Linked DNA regions of Mus musculus: regions 1, 2 and 4 are each linked to region 3. Evidence: chromatin loops called from intact Hi-C (ENCODE). Cell type or tissue: left cerebral cortex. All regions are shown on one strand.

Evidence for each region. Peaks named below come from ENCODE experiments on the same cell type or tissue, not always from the same donor. Only the 100,000 strongest peaks of a DNase experiment are listed, where the experiment ranks them.
Region 1: it touches region 3 in a loop (5-fold over the local background); 26 of 42 quality-filtered maps call a loop at or near these places.
Region 2: a loop joins it to region 3, with 6 times the contacts of the local background. A loop is called at or near these places in 3 of 42 quality-filtered maps.
Region 4: a loop joins it to region 3, with 7 times the contacts of the local background. A loop is called at or near these places in 16 of 42 quality-filtered maps.

Annotation. Positions count from the first base shown.
Region 1 is chr17:70,682,004-70,687,003 of GRCm38, forward strand. All of the region lies in intron 5 of Dlgap1 (DLG associated protein 1), which reads left to right. Gm36746 (a long non-coding RNA gene) reads right to left here. Exons shown (of 5, transcript XR_003952404.1): 2 at 144-331. Among named protein-coding and RNA genes, the nearest start is that of Gm36746, 33 kb to the right of the region's middle. In left cerebral cortex, a CTCF peak has its summit at 2,011 (motif pointing left); DNase peaks (open chromatin) are centred at 782 and 2,004; H3K27ac peaks cover 1,316 bases.
Region 2 is chr17:70,593,447-70,598,446 of GRCm38, forward strand. All of the region lies in intron 3 of Dlgap1 (DLG associated protein 1), which reads left to right. All of the region lies in intron 1 of Gm46581 (a long non-coding RNA gene), which reads right to left. Among named protein-coding and RNA genes, the nearest start is that of Gm46581, 11 kb to the right of the region's middle. In left cerebral cortex, no CTCF peak of the experiment used is centred here; DNase peaks (open chromatin) are centred at 2,038, 2,480 and 3,084; H3K27ac peaks cover 4,482 bases.
Region 3 is chr17:70,524,474-70,529,473 of GRCm38, forward strand. The region is part of intron 2 of Dlgap1 (DLG associated protein 1); the gene reads left to right. Among named protein-coding and RNA genes, the nearest start is that of Gm46581, 80 kb to the right of the region's middle. In left cerebral cortex, a CTCF peak has its summit at 2,869 (motif pointing right); DNase peaks (open chromatin) are centred at 1,637, 2,883, 3,917 and 4,485; H3K4me3 peaks cover 2,568 bases; H3K27ac peaks cover 3,713 bases.
Region 4 is chr17:70,630,645-70,635,644 of GRCm38, forward strand. The region is part of intron 3 of Dlgap1 (DLG associated protein 1); the gene reads left to right. Among named protein-coding and RNA genes, the nearest start is that of Gm46581, 26 kb to the left of the region's middle. In left cerebral cortex, a CTCF peak has its summit at 3,020 (motif pointing left); DNase peaks (open chromatin) are centred at 1,546, 3,035 and 4,497; H3K27ac peaks cover 4,075 bases.

The DNA.
Region 1 (5,000 bases), 160 kb after region 3:
ATCACACCCCCTGAAGGTTTTGCTGTCATCAGTAGTGCCATAGACTAGGGAGCAATCATTAGCATAGGGGAGGGGAAGCTCTGTGAACATCCCAGAGGTCCAATGTGGTATGTATCTAGAAGCAATTTGGGTAAGAGACCTACCTGTCTTCTGCCCTCCCCATTTGCCTTTGCTCTGGAGCTGTGGGTGTGTGAACCCTCCAGGGAGGCCAACAGGAAAGTCCTGAGCTTGGTCACAGAAGGCCCCATCTGTGTTCATCTGTCAGCAGATTCAGGGACTATGGAGACAAGTCCAATGGCCACTTTGCTTGCCATCCAAACCAGAACATTTCCTAAAGTGGAAAAAAAAAAAAGGAGTCCTTAATAACTGTACTAGAGTAACTGTCACTTTAAGTCTAGAGTTGTATTAACGTTGGAGGGTGCATCATAAAAGCAGGTCCTAGCCCTCCTTTGCTGAAGGCACTCCATGAAACCATGCTCTGCCCTACCCCCACCCTCACCCCACCCCCACCCCACCCCCATTTGCTGATGGTTCAGAGCAATCATCTCTTTGAGCACTGTGTTTTTAGCCAACTGTCAAGGCAAACTCCTTCCAGCAGATAACGCGAGTTAAACTGTGGCCAAAGTAAATAGGCCAGACTCCACTTACATCAACAAGCAGTCTGAAACACTGAAGATGGTTCCTTCCTCAAAATAAATCAGATTAATTCGTTCATTTATTTTAGATTCTCTTCAGATAGCCTCGCAGATGGTTTGCGAAAATCGCTATGCCAACAAGTCTGTCTGGCCCAAAAAAATTAAACCCTACCATACTGTGTGCCTTTGTCTTCTAATGAATATCTGCATTTCTTAGTTGGAAGGAGTGGGGCATGACTGTAGACCCAGCACCTGAGTGGTAAGATCCTTTAAGGCCAGCCTGGCCAACATGGGGACCACGTTCACCATCTTAAAAAATATAGGGGCTTATGAGATGGCTCAGGAGGTGACTTAAAGCCAAGCCTAGTGACCTGCATTTCATTCCCTAGGACCCACATGGTAAAAAGAGAGAAACTGACTCCCACAAATTGTTCCTTGGCTTCTACAAATGCACCATGGTGCCTGTTTGCACAGATGCAAAATGAATGAATGAATGAATGAATGAATGAATGAATGAATGAATGAAATTTTTTATCTGAATTCCCTTTTCCTATTTGTTGATCACATTCTCCCTTGAATTTTGTGAACTAAATTACAGAAACAGTTCTTTAGAGTCACACCTCTGTCTTCTCTTACTTTGTTCTAGAATCCTCAACTAGAGAACTCTAAAGGTTGATTATTCCTGTTTCCATGTTAGCTGCCCAAAATATCCAAAAGACTTCAAAGACCAACATTAGTAAGTCCTGGAAAGGTTTGTCCTAATTGCAGGCATTCCTCCAGGTCTCCTGACAGCAACTCAGAAACACCCAAGTAAAGATCTAACAGGGTGAAGGTTAACCCCAAGTGGAGATTCCTCCCAAAGCAAAGGCCCTGCGACCCCCATGCTGCTCAGCTGGGATCATAAACCCGAGCACACACTCTGACGTCTTAATTCAGTTATTTAGAGGGAATTTAAAAGAAAATCTAGTGATGGGTTCCCAAACTGACCGTTTCCCTCTGAATCATGGAACTAAAATTCTCTTTAATGAGAGAAAGAGAGCACACACTCCATGAGGAATCGAGTCCAGACAACCCCCAACTTGGGGGGGGGGGGGAGGCCTCCAGGGAGCTCTGCCTGTTGCTCCTGGGAAACACCATAGGGTGAGTCTGCAGGCCACCATCCTCTCTGTGAGCTCGGCATTTTGCTTTTACATTTACAAAGCAGCCAGAATGTTCCTGCTGGTGTCACTGCCCAAAGAGACCCATGCCTGGTGCTAGGGGAAACTGTCAGATCAGAAGCCTGAAGGGGACTTTGTGAGAGGAATTTGGGCAATGTAGGCAGAAGTAATCCCAGCTGTAATCGCTGCTTGGTCGCGCGCAACGTCGCCCTCTGGTGGCCGCTATGTTTATGTGCATGGGAAAAGCGTGAACACCAGCCGTGGAATGTGTCCATCCATAGCTGGTGAACTTCCAAACAGCTATCTCTGCTAAAGGAGAACAAGAAAAAGCAGTTCCTCACTCTGAACACTCCTGACACTCTCCACACGCGTTCAGACATGCAGACAGTCTTCCCTCTCGGAGCGTCTCCGGCGATTTCTGTCTTTGCTGTCACCCCGGTCACTCCGCCTCGCCACGTTTACCTGTAGTTCTTGTGGTTCTCTCGCCATTATGATCATGTTCTCTGACCTTTTCCCTTATACTGCCCAACAGCGTTTGAAATCAATACAGTAATATTCAAAACTCAAGGATGAAAGCCTGCCAGCTCTCGGGGAGTTTAACCCTTGGTTGGGATCACTCCAAACACCTCCCCCCCCATCCCCGTGTTCCCAAACCACAGCCTTCCCAGCACCTTAAAGATTCTGCACATGGAGGGACTTAAGGCTCCAGCAGCATATGTAGCAGAGGATGGCCTTGTGGGACATCAATGAGAGGAGAAGCCCTGGGTCTTGTGAAGGCTCGATGCCCCAGTGTAGGGGAATGCCAGGACAGGGAAGCAGGAGTGGGTGGGTTAGGGAGCAAGGGGAGGTGGGGGATGGGATGGGGGCTTGGAGGGGAAATGAGGAAAGGGGATAAAATTTGAAATGGAAATAAAGAAAATATCTGATTAAAAAAAAAAAAGATTCTGCAGTTTGGAGCCTAAGACCTTTTAGTGCTGGGGATGCCTCGATCCACCATCTGGTCCCAGGGTCCGTGTCCTCTCTCCTAATCCTTTTCTTAAATGGTTGCAAGCAACCAGAATCATCCAGCTTTCACCTTCTAAAGTCCTGTGGTGGTCTGCTACCACAAACCCAAAAGTACCCACCCCATAGCCTTTGCTTCTGCTTGTCCTGGCAAGCGGCCTGATCACTCTAAAGGCACAACTCCCACCTTGAACTCTTTCCTGGAACTTTAAATGCAGTGGGGCACCACAACTTGAGCTGTTGAACAATGGAGGAATCATGACCCTGTGCATAATCATATTCCAAGTTGCCATGAGTCGCTTATGCTGAGCTGGGTTTCCCTTTTCTTGTGAGATAACCATCTCATCCCCACTACTCTGACCCGCTGACATCTAAGCCGTGATTGCTTCCACATTAAGATCCATTTCTGAACTAGTTTCTGTTCTGTGCAACGTAATTAAAGGTTGTACATTTTCCACCACGCAGATTTATATATGTGGGAAAGAAGAAAAGCAAGTATGAGAAACTACGTTTCGCCTCATGTTTCTCCCTTGACCTTAGCAGTGGCTTCTACTCTGAGGAACCAGAAATCCCTCAAGTGAAGAGCTGAAGAGCTTTAGTGGCCATCCCAGATGCTGGCTCTGTTGCAGCCAGACTGATGGCTTTCATTACCATGACCAGAGTCTTGAGATTCCGCATGCAGAACTATGGAACTAGACCATGGTCCTGCCCGTCTCCCAGCCCCACTTCATCACTAGCTCTGGAACACTAGACAAATCAGAATGTCGGGGTTGGGGGAGGGGATACATCTTCATTTCCTACAGGAGAAGGGGAAAGTTGACGAAGTTGGTTAGAGACAGGAGTTGAGCACAGAACTCTGCAACAGGACAGTAATTGGAGACTGGTTGCTGAGGGGCTAGCGAGCAGCTCCGCATGTGAGCATCCGGGTCTAACACGGAAACCCTCCACTGCAGAAGCGTCGGCTTCCCAGGCTAAGCCTCCGCCAGGGTAAATAGACGGGGAAAGGTCCTGAGCAACCTTGAAAAGCAGTGGTTCTTGATCTCACTGTGCCTCGACACCAGATGCTCTGATGCCTGGTAAAAGAATAAACTTCTAATTAAAATGACAAAAATTGTGTTTGAACTCTGGAGGCCATAAGAACCTTCAAATTGCTTCTTGTAATGTGCTCCAAAATGCAGACTCACGACTACCAGTGGTTCGTAGGAGGGAGAATGTCCAATTTCACTTTGTATTAACAATAAAAACACTTCCAAAAACACACATAATGGTGATGATCACCTAGCCTTGGCTAAGAGGCACTTAACCTTTGATCTCCAGCTAAATTACACTACCCGGAGGGGCAGCATGCACGCAGCCAGGAACTTGGTTCTTTGGGTATTGTTTTGTTAATATGGTAAAATAATTACTAAGTTTTTCAAAGTTCTTCTAAGGATAGCTTCTTTCAGATATAGATGAAATGGGGGGGTAAGGACTAACTTTGGCAAAGACAGTAGAAAAGACAAACCATTAGTTTGGTTTCAGTTTTCAGGAAACATGACGACAACTAATTCTTCCGAGCCTCTTTAAAATGTTGCCTAGTGATACTATGAATGTGCCGCCTCTTCTCAGAAAGGCAGTGTTCAACTTCACAGAAATGCAAACTCCTAAACCCAAAAGCTTGCATGCCAAAAGTCAGTCGAGTCCTGTTCACTCAGCCTAGCTGAGTGACTTGCCCTCACCTCACCCGTTTTCTCCAATTAACCTCTCACATGGTAAGCTCACAAGACAGTGTGGCTCAGCAGGTGGAGGTGGCCAGGCCTGCTGACCTCAGTTCAATTTCTAGAAACCATATGTTGGAAGCAGAGAAGTGACTTCTGCAAGTTGTCTTCTGACCTCCACATATATGTGTAACACAAACACACACACACACACACATGAAAATCTAATTTTAAATGGAGCTAGAGAAATGGCCCACTGGTGAAGGGCCCATCAGCTGCCCTTGCAGAGAACTTGGGTTCTGTTCTCAGCACATACATGACAGCTCATAATCACATGTAACTGCAGTCCCAGGGCATCCAATGCCGCCTTCTGGCCTCCAAGGGCATCAGGCACATACATGGCACACAGACACACACATGCAGGCATTCACAGGCATAACATACAAATAATAAAATATTTAACTCATCAAGTGTAGAGGTCCCCTGGATGTGTTTCAAACGCTCTCTCT
Region 2 (5,000 bases), 69 kb after region 3:
ACAGGATATAGTGAAAATGTCCTTCAATCACATCGGTGCAATGACCTGTTGATTTTGACATTGAATTTGACTTGTAGATGCCAGTGTCATCAAAGACAGGAGGAAAGCTGGTGCACTCTTAATTCCCCCAAAAGCCATCAGAATTACTTTTGGGTGTAAAAAAGGGGGTTTCTGGTCAATGAAAAGGTCCAGTACCTCATCTTGGAACATTTTTTTCAGCTACTAAATATAGAAGATATAGATATAGAATTCAGAGACTTGGATTTTCAGAAAATTATATAATATGAGGGCAATGGTTCTATCAGAGAATTTTATAGAGCGATGTTATGCTGGGAAACTGGGTAGTATATATCACAATTCTTAATATGCATGTTTGAATCTGGATTCCATACATATTACAGTTTGTAAGACCTTAAAAGTGTTTGTTTGTTTGTTTGTTTGTTTGGGGGGAAAAATATGAGTATAAGTGTTTACAGTTGTGCTATTTGGAGAAAAACAATTTTTTCTCCAAAGGAAACAAAAGTAAAACTCACTTTTTTTTTTTTGAGACAAGGTCTCACTATGTTGCCCTAGCTGGCCTGATGCAAACTGTATAGTCCAGGCTAGCCCTGAGATCCACCTGCCTCTGCCTCCTGAATGCTAGGATTAAAGGCATTGCTACCACACCCAGCCCAAACACTGATTATTTCAAAAAGACCTGTCTTTTATATATTTTTCTAGAGGGTAAATCAGAGCCCTGGAATATAGATCTATTTGTGTCTAAAGGATATGTTTGAGGTAATTAGTGTTTTTAAAGTACTCTCTTTATGAAATGCATGTGACTAATACTATTTATGCACTTGAATTAGGTTACAGAGTGAAATATTAAGAGGCAAATGAAAGAGAAAAGGACAAAGCAGTTAGGTTAAAAATACAAATCAGATTACTGATCAAAAACATTGAAGAGCAGCTGCCTGATCTGTAACAAGAATCATTTAAAATAGTGGAGGACATAAAATCTGGACAGGAAAATCTACTCTTGGATCCCTTTCAAGGGGCCATATGGTATGGTTCTGAAACCTTTTAAATTGAACATTAACAATTATATATTAGTTTCCTAAGCCACAGAGGGAAGCCATTCTCTCTCACCTCCCATCCCGTGTTCTCTCTCTCTCTCTGCTTTGTGTGTTTGCTGATCTCAGAGCTATCTTCACAACCTTAACACAAACAACTAGTCCATTGCTTCCTATCACAGGGAGTTAGAGGTGTGGGGCTGCACAGCTCCCCAAACCTGCAGAGGTCAGCTCTTCCTTATCTCTTCATGGATTCTGGTTGAAGCCAGGAATACTTGGCATCCCTTGACTGACATTACATGAGGCTAGCTCATCACTCTCATGACACTAGCTGTAGCATTGGGGAACCTCCTTAATTAGCCTCATGTTAACTTGGTTAAATCTGCAAGACCCTGTTCTTTCTGTAAGCATTCACAAATCCTGGCAGTATATCTATTTGGGGGGCATATGATTCGACCTATAACATGACTACAACTTTTATGACTATAAAAGTTGGTTGTGGAAATTTTTAAAAGATAAACAAATCTCTGTTGAACTTTGACACACCTGTGAGATGCTCAAAATATCAAATAACAGACTGGTTTTATAAAATAGATAGTGGGCCAAGATGTTGTGTAGCCAGAGACACAGGCATATGTATATGTATATATGTAATTTGTAGGGCTTAAAATATCTCTCTACAAGAGATCATAATTGTCACAGCCATGGTGTCAAAATAGACAAGCTCAGTCATGCAGAGGTTAAGACGTGACATAAGCCCTTCAAGTTCTTGAATCACCTGAAATGAAGAGGTGAGGATGGGCAGCTTCTAGCATCCTCTACGCCACCTCCCAGAGCATCCTGTCAGGATGCTGGACATGCTGGACACGTCAGCTGAGTGACACACTGGGTCTTAGGTGATGGGATACAATGATTACTGCTCACAGCAATACACAGTTATGAAGTGAAGACAGGAGAAGGACTGTGAGGATCATGAAGAAAGCTCTGGAAAGGCTGCCACCAGTCAGGTGCTGAGTCAACGTTCACAGTTTTGCTCTTCCCAGAAACACATCCCTTGGAATTAATTCTCCTTTGCCTTCTGCATAATACTCCATCTCTAACTTCCTAGGCCGTATCTAGACAACCACATCTTTTTCTAGTTCTCTAGAAGTTTTAAGAGCAAGTTCACATGTGTGTCCAACGTTGTGACATTGTGACATGCTGTCATCTACAAAGTCTGTGCTTGAGAAATGTGTCATTGAGTCACCAAAAAAACAAAAAAACAAAAAAAAAACCGTAATGCTTTAGGTAAGTTGATGGTTTTGACTAGGAGCCACACTCATCTGAGGTACATGTAGTCTGTGAGCCACAGTTCAGACACTCCTGGAGGAGATCAGACTTCTTCAGTAAGATGCTCAAATTGGATGTGAGTGGGTAAGGGCTCTTTCTATCTATCCTCCAAACTAATTGAAAACCAGTGGTACCCACAGATTACAAAAACATTTTTCATTACTCAGGACAGAGTTTCATGAAGCCACCTCTCTATCGACCCCTGCACATCAGCGGACTAGAAAATGTCTGGGCAGTGTATAGTCATGCCTTTCTTCTCAGTGTGACCACAGTAGTACACAGAATTATTCCTGAGTCTGCTTGTCAGCATGTATTTCTCCCTGTCCTGTTTCGTGAGTCCTAAGTCTTACCACAGTCTCCATATTACCTTTCTATCGTCCTTAGTCACATATAATCATTAACTGACATCTAGTTTAACCATGTTGACGAATTAAAAGTCAAAAGTGTCATGACTGGGAATCAATCCTTCTTAGTCCTTGATGATGTTTTGACTGGAGTCATGATTTTTTTTTTCTAGAAGTTGGAAGCTTTCAACCCTCATGTGATAAAGATACCCAGATCCTGGAATTCTAGTCCCCAAAAAAGAAAACTATATTTATGTTCCTACTTCTTTGACATTTAAGTCAAATTTTTTCCCTCCTTCCTCCTCAACAATTCAGAGCTTTAGGGATGAGTCACAGCCATGAGCCAAGATAACTAAAATTAGTCTAGTGGGACCAGGACAACATTTTTGTCTGAGGCTTTCCACTCCCCTCTTCTCCCAGAAGCAGAGAGAACACTCCTACAGTCCTTTCTATTGTTTTTCTTCTTGTTGTTTTCCAAAAGCATCTTTAGAGTTTGTTCTTGCGTCAGCTACTTAGTGTTAGTGACTGAGTCTTCGGCATACAAAGCCTAAGGAAGATGAATCATGAGGAGACTTTGCAATGAAGTCCACCTTTGGGCTTCTGGGGCTCCTTAGTAACTCCCGTCTGAAAGCCTGCCTCCCTCATGCTCCTCTCCCAACACACCCCGACTGACCTTTGACCTCATCACTGCTGCTGCTTCCTCTGCGCTCAGCTAACGAGGCATCTGAAATGGCCTTGGTTTCCCCAGAAAATTATGTTTCCAAAGAAGCTTCTGAATATTCAATAATAAATTTTCAGACAGGTAGGGGAGAGGTTTGGGAACCAGAGTTTCTTCCCAACTCTTCCCCACACTTGAGCTCTGAAGAAGAACATCAAGCTTTATCTCGATTCTTTATACTTCTGTTTGTTTACAAAGCTAGACTACAGACGGCTACAACGGTTGGCTATAGTCGGGGCCCAAGCTAGTCTTGAATTTATTTCACTCAAATATACTATGGAAGGAATGTTCTAAAATGATTCTAGGTGAACTTCCATTTTCAAACATTCTAAAGTTGGGTTGTGGACAGTGGCACATGGCTTTAATTCCAACAGTCATGGGGCAGAAGCAGGTAGATCTCTGTGGGTTCAAGGCCAGCCTGGTCTATGCAGAGAGTTTCAGGCCAGGCAAGGCTACATCATGAAATTCCTATCTAAAGAAAATAATAATAATAATTATTATTATTATTATTAATAGTTGTTATTATTATAAATATTCTAAAATTAAGTTCAAGTACCAGTAACCCAAAGCAAATAATTTAAATTTTCTTTAAATTTTCTTCATATTTTTAATCCCTTTATCCAAATGTTAGGTGAAAAAATTCCCTTGGGGGGGCATGGGGGACTCCTAAAATCATTGTGAATTCAGATAGAGTATCTGACCTGTGACCTCAAGGGGGTTTGTGTCATTTATCCTCTTCATCTTCATTTATTTACTAACTCCTCATTTTTTAAAAGAGAAATTAATTACTCTTCTCATGTTGTGACCAAATAGGTGACACAAAGCAACGCATGGGAGAAATAACTGGTTTTAGCTCACAGTTTGAGGGGGCATGGTCCGTCCTAGAGAGGCTGTATGGTGAAGTTCATAGCAGCTAGAATTCCTTCCAGCTGAACAGTTCATAAAGCAGAGAGTTAAGGATATTTGTGCTTAGCTGGCCCCATTTCCCTTTTGTTCAGAATAGGAGGCCATTCAATGAGATGGCTCTACCCTGGATGTGCCTACCCCTCCTTGACACCCTGTGACAACAACCTTACAGATATTCCTCTAGGTGTGGCTCCAAGGTGATTTCAAGCCCAGTCGGGATGACAGTGAAGGTGAGACACACTAAGTGGCTCTTTTCTTTTAGCTAAGGCTCAACACCTCTGTATATAAGTCAGGCTTTCAGCATGAATGAGTGGCTCTAAGAACTAGGCTGTGACAGACAGCATTAGCAGATCCCAGCACAGATAGATGGACACTAGACTCCCTTATCATGGACTCATTGACCCCTGTTGTCTGCGGATGTCATTGTTGATCTGCATGAAAGATCCTGATACTGGTTTGATACTGATGAGGAAAATGTAGAGATAAAGTGTAGTGGGCGGGGGTGGAGAGGTGGGGGGGGGGGGTTATTCACTAGTTAAATACAAGAGGAAACAGTGTTAGCAAAGTGCTTTGAGAAATGCCTAAAGTTAAATCAACTCTAAACTGAAGGTCTACATCAAGAGCATAAAAACTCATTGGCCTTTGCAGAAG
Region 3 (5,000 bases):
CTCTGCTTGTAGGACCCACTGACCTAGTTCTCAAGACCCTCACCCCCACCAGCAGACCATAACATGTCACATGAGTGGCATCATGACACAGAGGGCATTTTTCTTCTACACACACACATACACACACATGCACAAACCCACTCATACACATGCACATACATACATATATATACACACTCATACACTCACACACACTCACATACTCTTTCTCTCTCTCACACACACACTCATATACTCACACACACCCACTCACATACTCTTTCTCACACACACACACTCATACACTCACACACACTCACTAACACACTCACTCACATACTCTCTCTCTCTCTCTCACACACACACACACACACACACACACACGTTCATCTATGTTCTTAGGCTAGAAGGACAGTGGGAATGAGCTTTGGTTTCTGTCCGTGAACAATTCCCAGTTGGAATGATTTCCAAGTTAGCGGATTCTTCAACACTTGAGCCCTCTCTCTGTAACTGAAAGAGCATGACATGGGAGTTATTTGATTAATGTTAACACAATCAAAAGAGGTAACAGGGAGAACGGTGCCCAGGAGGGCATCATATATTCCTCATGCTTCTTTGGACCAATTTCTTATTTCTAGAATTTGGATTCTCTGGGGAATCACCTTCATAAACAGAGAAGAACTTTTTTTTGAAGCTCTGATCCTACAAATGTAAGAAAATACAGGGCTCGCCTTTAAAGATGCTCCTCTTTGTTCCTTCAAGTCTAATGCTGTGCCATACTTGATGTCTGAGCCAAGGAGGCTTCTATACTGAGTTTTCTAGATACGCAATGTTTACTTCATATATCTTAGACCACTGTTCCAGTCCCTTCAGAGTTTATAATCATTGTTCTCCATGAACTGGAAAGCTGAACCCATGCTGATGAAATGGAAAAACTACCTTTGAAGCATAGTAAGGCTTATTCTGTACACGGGGGTGTGGATCCACCTCACCTCCGCTTAGGCACCTGGCCTCCCACACGCCTGCATAACACATGCATGCTTTTGAGGTCTTTGATCTCTGATTTATGAAATCAGATTTTTTTAATTGGACCATTTCACAATAGCCACAGAAGAATAGCTATGAGGTAAGGAACCTCCCCCTCCCCCTTCTTTTCATTGATCCAAGTAAAAAAGGCATTACCTTACCTTTCCCGTCTTGTTCTAGATCATTAATCTAGGAATGGCCTGACTCCTCAGTGTGATGACCTAGTGTTGGTTCTTTTAATTCAAAGACCTATTCAACAACCATGAAAGAAAACGTCTGCTTCCTGCAGCCTTTGAAAACCACAATTTATTATCAACCTTCAGGATTGTTCAGGCCCCTGATCTAACTGTCTAGGGGCTTAACGTCTTATTTTTATTTCCTTCTAAATTGTCATTTTCTGAGTAATAGGAACTCCTCCTTGTAAACCTCCCATTCGCAATGTCCCTGGACAGTCTGGACACTGTAGCTTCCATAGATAGAGGGTCTATAGTGACCATCCTATAAAAGGAACTTCTGAAAGCATTTGCTTCTACTTACTCTTTCTTCAAACGACAAAAGGAAATGGCTTGGCAAGAATTGTCATCTCAGAAGACATGACACAAGTGGACACTCGGCCTGTCAGCCTGGGCTTTCTGTTCCCCACTGTGTCTCACATTCTGCTAAAGCCTGAAGGCTCTTTTCACATCCCTGCTTATTCATGTGCACTACCGTCTTCAGAGGTAATGAGGTCAAAGAGGAAGTGGGAGGGTGATCTGAGACAACATGTGAAACATGTTTGTACTTTAAAAGGCTTATAGGAAACAAGTGTCCTTGTCAGCTAAGTGAGTATGTGCAATTTGTAACTCTGTGGTTGCCCAGGGCATATTGTATTTTCATTTTATTTACTGTTTTTGTGTGATGTGTGTGTGTGTGTGTGCGTGTGCGTGTGCGTGTGTGTGTGTGTGTGTGTGTGTGTGTAGTGCCTGAGTGGAAATGCATGTCCACATGTGCCACACATGTAGGTGGAGATCAGAGGCCAACCTTCAGGAATGTGTTCTCTCTTTCCTCTCTGGGCTCCAGGGATTGAACTCAGATGCTCTGCTTGCACAGCAAGTGTCTCTATCTGCTGACCCAACTCCTTAGCCCCATGATAAGATTTTTGAACTCTTCTTTCCGGACCCAGAAAAAAGTGGTTGTGTTCCTCCTGTTAGAAACTGATCCTTTCTGCTTTCTAATGGCTCACTGGAGGTGAATTATTGTCCAAAAGAAGACAAACAGAGCAGGGTAGATCCATTTTTTAGATATGTGATCTTTAGATCCAACACTTAAAGCTTTGAGGGCTCAGGGTCTGGAATCTGAAGACTATCTGCTTCTCCCAAAGCATCCAAATCTTGGCACTCAGAATCTTTCACCTCACTTCACCGGGACAACAACTGACAATAGTTATCTATAGTTTCCAAAGGGATATGTGATGTGACACATATATATGGCATATGTAAATGACACATGCATACAATGATATATAGGGTGATATACATTAGGAAAATGAGAACAGCTGCAAAGAAGCTGAGAACTGTGCGCAGCTAAACACTACCTGACATGAGACAACGTGGTATCTACGTGGCTACAAGCGACTACAGCCGTATCCCATGGAAGCCTGTATGAAAGCCCTTTAGAAGTCCTATATCACTGAGTGTCTCTCAATCATTGCAGTTGAGAGATAGCTCCCGTACGTTTGTGCATAAGAGTGACATTGAAGGGGTCTGAAAACCTGAGGATTTCTGGCACCAACCCAAGAGATCCTGACGACCTACATCTAGAGTGACTCAATAGAATCCATCAAGAACCACGGCTTCTACAGAGCTGTAGGCTTATTGTCCCGTGTACTTTCCTGTAGGGGGCAGTAGAGTCTAACCGATCGAAACGTGGGCTTCACCCGCTCAGCCAAGCTTTGAAGTTATTGCTGGATTTCTACATTACTGATGCTTTTGTTTCTTATTCTGTATAATGGGCATGATGGCTGCATTTGTTTTAGGGTGTTAGGGAAGAGAGTTGAGCTCTAAATTTAGGAAATCAATTCAAATTATTGTGTGGAAGGTTTTCAAGGTATAAATGTCTAGCTACTGACGTTCTTTGTATGTTCTCTTTGTTTCGTGTATCGCGGCACCTCTTCTTCCCCTTCTGATTTGTTCCTTCAAAACAAGGTCAGAAGAGGCATGTCTGATTCTGCGGACAAGGAAACCTCCTGCCCACCCCACCCGTTTCTCCCTATCCCATCTATGTCCGATGATGGTAGCTCTTAATCACATCATGGACAGTTCCTTTATCAGCTGCCAACTAAGCATGGGAAGTTTGTGTAAGTGAAAGGGTCACAAAGAGCCTGTCCAGATCTTCACCTCAGTGGAGCAGAGCTCCATGCAGTCCGGTGTTTGCTGGTAAACAACAATTCTAGCTGTTCAAGTGTCTATTCGCATGGGCCTTGCTTTTATCTTTATAGCTTCAGTCTGCCAACCCTCCCCCGGACCCCCATGCCATTCTTCCAGGCAGCCTTGCAAATCAGCAGGATGAGTTTAATGAACAGCAACCACTATGGTTATGTCTACCAGGTCACTGAGCCACCCATCCATTGCATCCTTGATGGGCTTCACTAGCTCTCTTGAGGAATGTCTCCTCCATGACAACCAGACAGGCAGGACCTTCACAACAGTTGAAGGATGGTGGTAACAGGTCCTGGGCATTATCCTCCATTGTTCTTGCACAAGGTCCTCAGCCAACCTTCCCATTCTCCGAAGCCAGGTGCATCATTCTTTCAAGTCTGTAGAATTCCAAAGAACAAAATGTCCCTCTCAGGACCTCCTCCCCACAGAACCATGGCCAGCTCCAGGCTTTCCTCCTCAGCCAGCTGTCTCTTGGCAGACAGTCCTGAGTCTTTCTACTACACTTGCTTCCCGTGACCACCCAACCAGTGGGAGTAAAATCCATGGGATGCTCTCAGAATTTCATGGCATTGTGTCCTGCCTGTAAACGCAGATGAGCTCAGCCATCTTTCTTTGTTGTCATTATAAAAGTGAAGGTGAGTGGAGGGTGAGATGTCCTCTCATCTCAGCAGGACCCTGTTAACTCACAGGGACCTGCATTCTATTCTTAGAAACCCACCTGCTTGCTGTCTTTTCCATGGGCATCATTTGGCTGGCAACTGTCCCATCAAGGATTAAGTATAGAGAGAAGTATTCCCCCTTTAAAATTCCTTTAAGGGTTCCAGTGTCTTGCAACACTTGAAGAATTCATGGGCTTTTCATTCTCGTTCTCTTCTTCTCTCATTAAGTAGCAGAAGTTTAGTTGGCTTCTCTGAGTGTCAGAAAAAGTAACTGTCATTTGTTTGCAAATGAAACCTGAGCTTTCTGCAAAGGACTCCCCTGCAGATTCCGTCCCCCATAACACTCCTCCAGCCTTCCAGTTGATTTGAGATAGTTTCCTGTTCTCCCACCTCTTGGAAATATTCCATAGCACGCTGAGCAGACACTTTTAGTCAAAAAAAAAAAAAACCCACCTATAAATAGCTGATTTTCCCTTGGCCCTGCCCTCTCTCTGAGGCATTCATGAAGCAGTGAACCATCCAGCAGAAGCAAGAGCTCTTTGTGAGGGATCTGTGCTGAGGCTGACGAAAACTCAAATCCATAGGCTGAAAATTGTCTTGGGGGTTGATCTTCCTTATTTGACTTGTGCACTCACTGCACAGAAAAAGAAAATGAAGAGAGAGAGAGAGAGAGAGAGAGAGAGAGAGAGGAAGAAAGAAAGAAAGAAAGAAAGAAAGAAAGAAAGAAAGAAAGAGAGAGAGAGAGAGAGAGAGAGAGAGAGAGAAAGAGAAAGAGAAAGAGAAAGAGAAAGAGAAAGAGAAAGAGAAAGAGAAAGAGAAAGAGAAAGAGAAAGAGAAAGAGAAAGAGAGAAAGAGAGAGAGGAAGGAGAAGGAAGGAAGAAAGGAAGAAAGGAAGAAAGGAAGGAAGGAAGGAAGGAAG
Region 4 (5,000 bases), 110 kb after region 3:
TGTTTGTTTGTTTGTTTGTTTGTTTGTTTTGGGGAGACAAGGTTTCTCTGTATAGTCCCGACTGTCCTGAGACACTCTGTAGACTAGGCTGGCCTCAAACTCAGAAATCCACCTGCCTCTGCCTCCCAAGTGCTGAGACTAAAGGCGTGCGCCACCACTGACCAGCTGTCCCCAGGATTTTAACTGCCCTCTCATGTGTGTCCTCTCTGATATGCATATGAGACTGTCCCAGGCTCCAGGAACATAGCTGGTACACAGTGTGTTTTGTTGAGTGAACAGAGAGGTTTGCCTGGTTGCTATAATGGACAAAGACTCACATACTCACACATCCAGTACAACCTCTGATGGCGATTCTCTCACAGTGAGGATGACCGTCACTGCCTCTATCCAGGTTCACAGCACAATGGACCCAATTTACAGACTCTCTCTAGCTTTTAAAAGTAGACTTAATTTTTCAGCTTTTAAAAGTAGACTTAATGTACCTATGGGTTCAGGACAAAGTTGAAGAAAAAATACAAAAGATTCCCATATCTCTCTTGTCCCCACCCACAGCTGTCCTCTCCACCCCACCCCCTCCCAGAGGCACGGCGTACTGTTAGAATCCGTGGCCTGCTCACAGACCTCATTGATACGGCTCATCTTTCAGCTCACACTCCATCTTGTGCATTCAAAAGGCTTTGCAAACAAATAATGTCATATCCAACAATTGTCAAGTCATTAAAAAAAAAGTAGTTTCGCTGCCCTGGAAATCTGTTTTCTCCCTTCTTGGGTGTCTCTTCCCCAAGTCCTTCACGATCATTTACCCAGACTCCCTGCCTAGTCTTTCTCCCTCTAGAATAAAATAGTCGAATATCTTATTTGCTATTTAACCTTCTCCACTCTCTTTACTTAGTGGCAGGCATGAAAAGTCCTTCCATGACCTTTCAATGTCTGTAACTATAGCTGTACAGAAACCTCTGCTGGTCTTTGGTGGTCCCACATACACGTGTCCGTACACACAGAGAGACACACCACATAAGCACACACATAAATAAAACAAAAAACTTAAAAAAAAAACACTATGAGGAAAATAAAAATACCAACTCATGTTGGAATAATGGGGTCTCTCACCAGCAACCCTAAAAGCAGGAGAGCATGGAACAATGTATTTCAAGCCCTCAAAGCAAATAATTGCCAAGACTGCTACATCCAACAAAGCTAACATCTAAAGTCGACAGTGAAAGAAAAGATAATTTAAAACAAAGACAAAGGAACAAAACCAGAGGTCAATAGCAAGGAAAATAGCAGACACTCCACAAATTCTTGGAGACGGGGCAATCTCTGTTGAATGACAAACGTAGATTTGAAGAAGTCGGGAAGGAAATGTTATAACTGCTAGAATTAAATGAAAGCCAGACTTGCCAGAACTTTCTGAATACAGATAGGCCGTTCTAAGAGGAGAGTTCGGGCTGCATGTCAGTGCGCCCACTGAGGAGATTTGGCAGCAAGGGCTGGGTATCTACACTTGCTCTTGCGGTTGACTGCTGGTGGTTCCCTTAAGGGTTTCCTTCTGAGGTAAAGAGAAGTTACTTCTATGAGGGTTGGGAGCTACACTCATCTGTGGGCATGAGGACAGATGCCCACAACACAGTGCCTGCACCTAAGACTCAGGGAACACTGTGGGAGAAGGGATTGGAAGATTGCAAGAGCCAAAGGATCAGGAAAACTGCAGTGACATTGTGTCTCCAAGGAACCACAGGGAAGCTACATTCATGGAACCCAAACAACATGGTGGCCTAAACCAGACCTGAAAAAGTACAGCACCAACTGAAATGCTGGATGTCATGGGGAACCTAAGAAATACTGAGACCAGGAAGATGTCTTCTTCAGGGATGAACCCCCAATAAGTGATCAATACTAGTGACCAGCCCTGAAACCACGTATACACAAATAGCAGTATACAGACTGAGCAGGACATATTTATATATTTAAACACTCTTTGTGTGTACATATAACTATATGTATATATGATAAATATATATAATTTAAGACATACAGTATATATGTCCTGATCAACAGAATTGCCCTTTAATTAAATAATAGAAATAGGAAAGTCCACAAATATTTAGAAACTATAAAAATGAATTGTACATAGGCCAATGAAGAGATGCCAGGGAAATAAATATATAAATTGTGTTTGTGTGTAGAGAGAGAAAAAGAGAGAGAGAAAGTAAGAGAGAGAAGAGAGAGAGAATAACGATAGCAACTGAAGAATAGGACATGATTCTGAGAGAGAACAAGGGAGGGTGACTGCCAGGCCAACCATGACTACATAGCCAGAATTCCTAACATAGAGATGGTTGGGGGGGGGGAGAAGGGGGAGGAGGAGAAGGAAGAGGAGGAGGAGGAGAGGGAGGAAGAAGGGAGTCAGAGACACACAGAGAGAGACAGAGACAGAGACAGAGACAGAGACAGAGACAGAGAGCAATAAGAAAACCTTTGCTGCTTTTACATCAGACCCCATGGTAAAACAATAAAACACAGCACTGCGTTCATACTTCTATCTACTTTCAATTTTGTGTCTTCCTCTGAAGGCTGTTGGCCATTTTTTGTCCTGAACCATAGAAATGTTATTTCGGGAGTGGGAGAGAGTCTGGGGCTGTTTTACCATTGGATGCTTATCTTTTCAGCAAAGCTGGCCATTGCTAGTTAGAAGTCTTCTGCGGCACAGCAGGTGGTCACCCTATCTCAGCCTGGGCATCAACTCTGCTCAGGAGCTACTTAAACCCAAAGCTTTGTGGTTTAACTCCTTATCTGTAAGGCTTAATCCTCATGTGACGAATGGAAGCCTTAGAAAAGATAATCACAGAAACTCAAGTTCCTAATGTCCTCTGACTCTTTCATGAAATCACCCATGAAACAAACATTTTTTTTTAAACTGAGTGAGAAAATTACCCTGCATTTTTCCCTGAAGGTTCCTCTGTGGCTGCACCAACCACTGCTAATTCTTCAGTATGCACCACCCCCTTCAGGCGCTTTCTGGAACTGACACTCCAGCGATGTCCTGGAAACCAGAGTGCGTCACCTTGGAAACACTCCAGTCTTCCTCTAGACCTACAGTTATTTTTTCCCACCACTGGGCTTCTATTGGGCACCAGAGAGAGCAGGACAGAACATAAGCGCCTCTTTCATTAGAGGGGAGACAAAGGCCGGTTCATGAAGACAGCAGAAGAGGAGGGCTCCCGGGGTCAGAAGAGGGAAGGACAGAGTGAGTCTTAATAGTCTAGCCTGGCCCCCTGAAAGAGGAGCTTTGTGCATTAATTCTCTCCCCTCGGGGCTCCACAGCACTTGCGTTTCGTGGGCTTTACTCATTGTGATCTTGGAATTTTCTGCTTCAGTAGTGTACAGTCTTTAATTCTGCTGCTACCACAGCAAAGAACATTTTAACCAGAAAGCTTTGTCCCTTTTCATGTGTTAGTAAAAGGCTCTTCAGTGATGCCTTGCGGAGAGGTTAATCCATATTCAACAGGTGAATGTTATTGTCCTGGCTAGTTTTAGGTCAGCTTGACACAAGCTAGAGTCATTTTGGCAAGAGGGACTCTCAACTGGGAAAATGCCTCTGGAAGACTGGGCTTCAGGCAACCATTTTCTTAATTAATTATTGATGTAGGATGGTCCACCTCATTGGTGGATGATGCTACCCATGGGCTGGTGGTCCTGATTGCTATAAAAAAGAAGAAGAAGAAGAAGAAGAAGGAGGAGGAGGAGGAGGAGGAGGAGGAGGAGGAGGAGGAGGAGGAGGAGGAGGAGGAGGACTGTGTAAGCCATAGTGAGCAAGGCAGTAAGCAGCACCCATCCATGGCCTCTGCATCAGCTCCTACCCCAGGTTTCCATCCTGTTTGACTTCCTGTCTTGACTTCCTTCAATGATGAACTATGATGTGAAGGTGGGAGCAAAATCAACCCTTTCCTTCCCAGCCTGCTCTTGGTCATGGTGTTTTGTCACAGCAATAAAAACCCTAAGACAATTCTCTTTTTCATTCTCTATGGCCCAAAGCACAAGAAATTAGTATAATTTACCTCAACATGAAATTAATACAGGTGAATAGAACTCATCTTTTCAACCCCAAAGGGCATAACTGGGAAAGCCAGCAAGACTAGTTATTATTCTCTTTGTACTTAATTGATTGAGTCGGAATGCATGTGGACATTTAAATACTGTTTCTATTCAAGTGATAGTGTATTCACAGATCACATTTCTGTTTTGCTCACAAAGCTTTGAAAGTGTGTCCCTGCCTTGTACTATGGGCAGTTACAGCTCGTGTTCAAAATCTGTGAAGTAGACAACTCTGCATTTCCTAGAAACTGTTTTGTTGTTGCTGGGATGAATGAGAGCTTACTCCTCTGAGTTTCAAAACCACCAAGTCTGTACAGCTAAAGCTGAGGGAAAATACAGTGGGTGTGTGTGCCTTCACCTACATTCAGTGTTGCCTTTCAAATGCCTTTTCCTGTGGCTACCTCTGGTTTTCTTGTGTCTTAACAGCCAGTGCCATGTAGGCAAGAAAGGGACAGTGTTCAGGGAACCAGTCTGGTCATTAAGAGTCACTTGCCTTACCAAAGACATGGAGAAGAATAATCAGGGAATGCCAGCCCTGTCCTCTCTCCTCCTGCCTTCCTTGACTTCTATCTACTGCAGCATTGACCAACTCTGAAGAGGAAACTGATTCAGGGTCAGCACAATGTGCTAACCAGGTCCGCGAATCCACTCCTGACAGCAGATCCTTAACATCACCCCTGCTATACACAGAGACCCCAATTCACTAGGACCAAAGTTTGAAATATTGGAAAGTAACATGAGTCTACTTACTCCGGCACAAAATTATCAATGTCAGATGTTTTTTGGTAGCTTGTACTATCTCTGTTGGACGTGTCCAACCACATAGCAACACCATGTGTTTACATGCATGTACAAAATTTACATGCAAGACCTATGATCAACTTTATGTGCATGGACCTGTACAA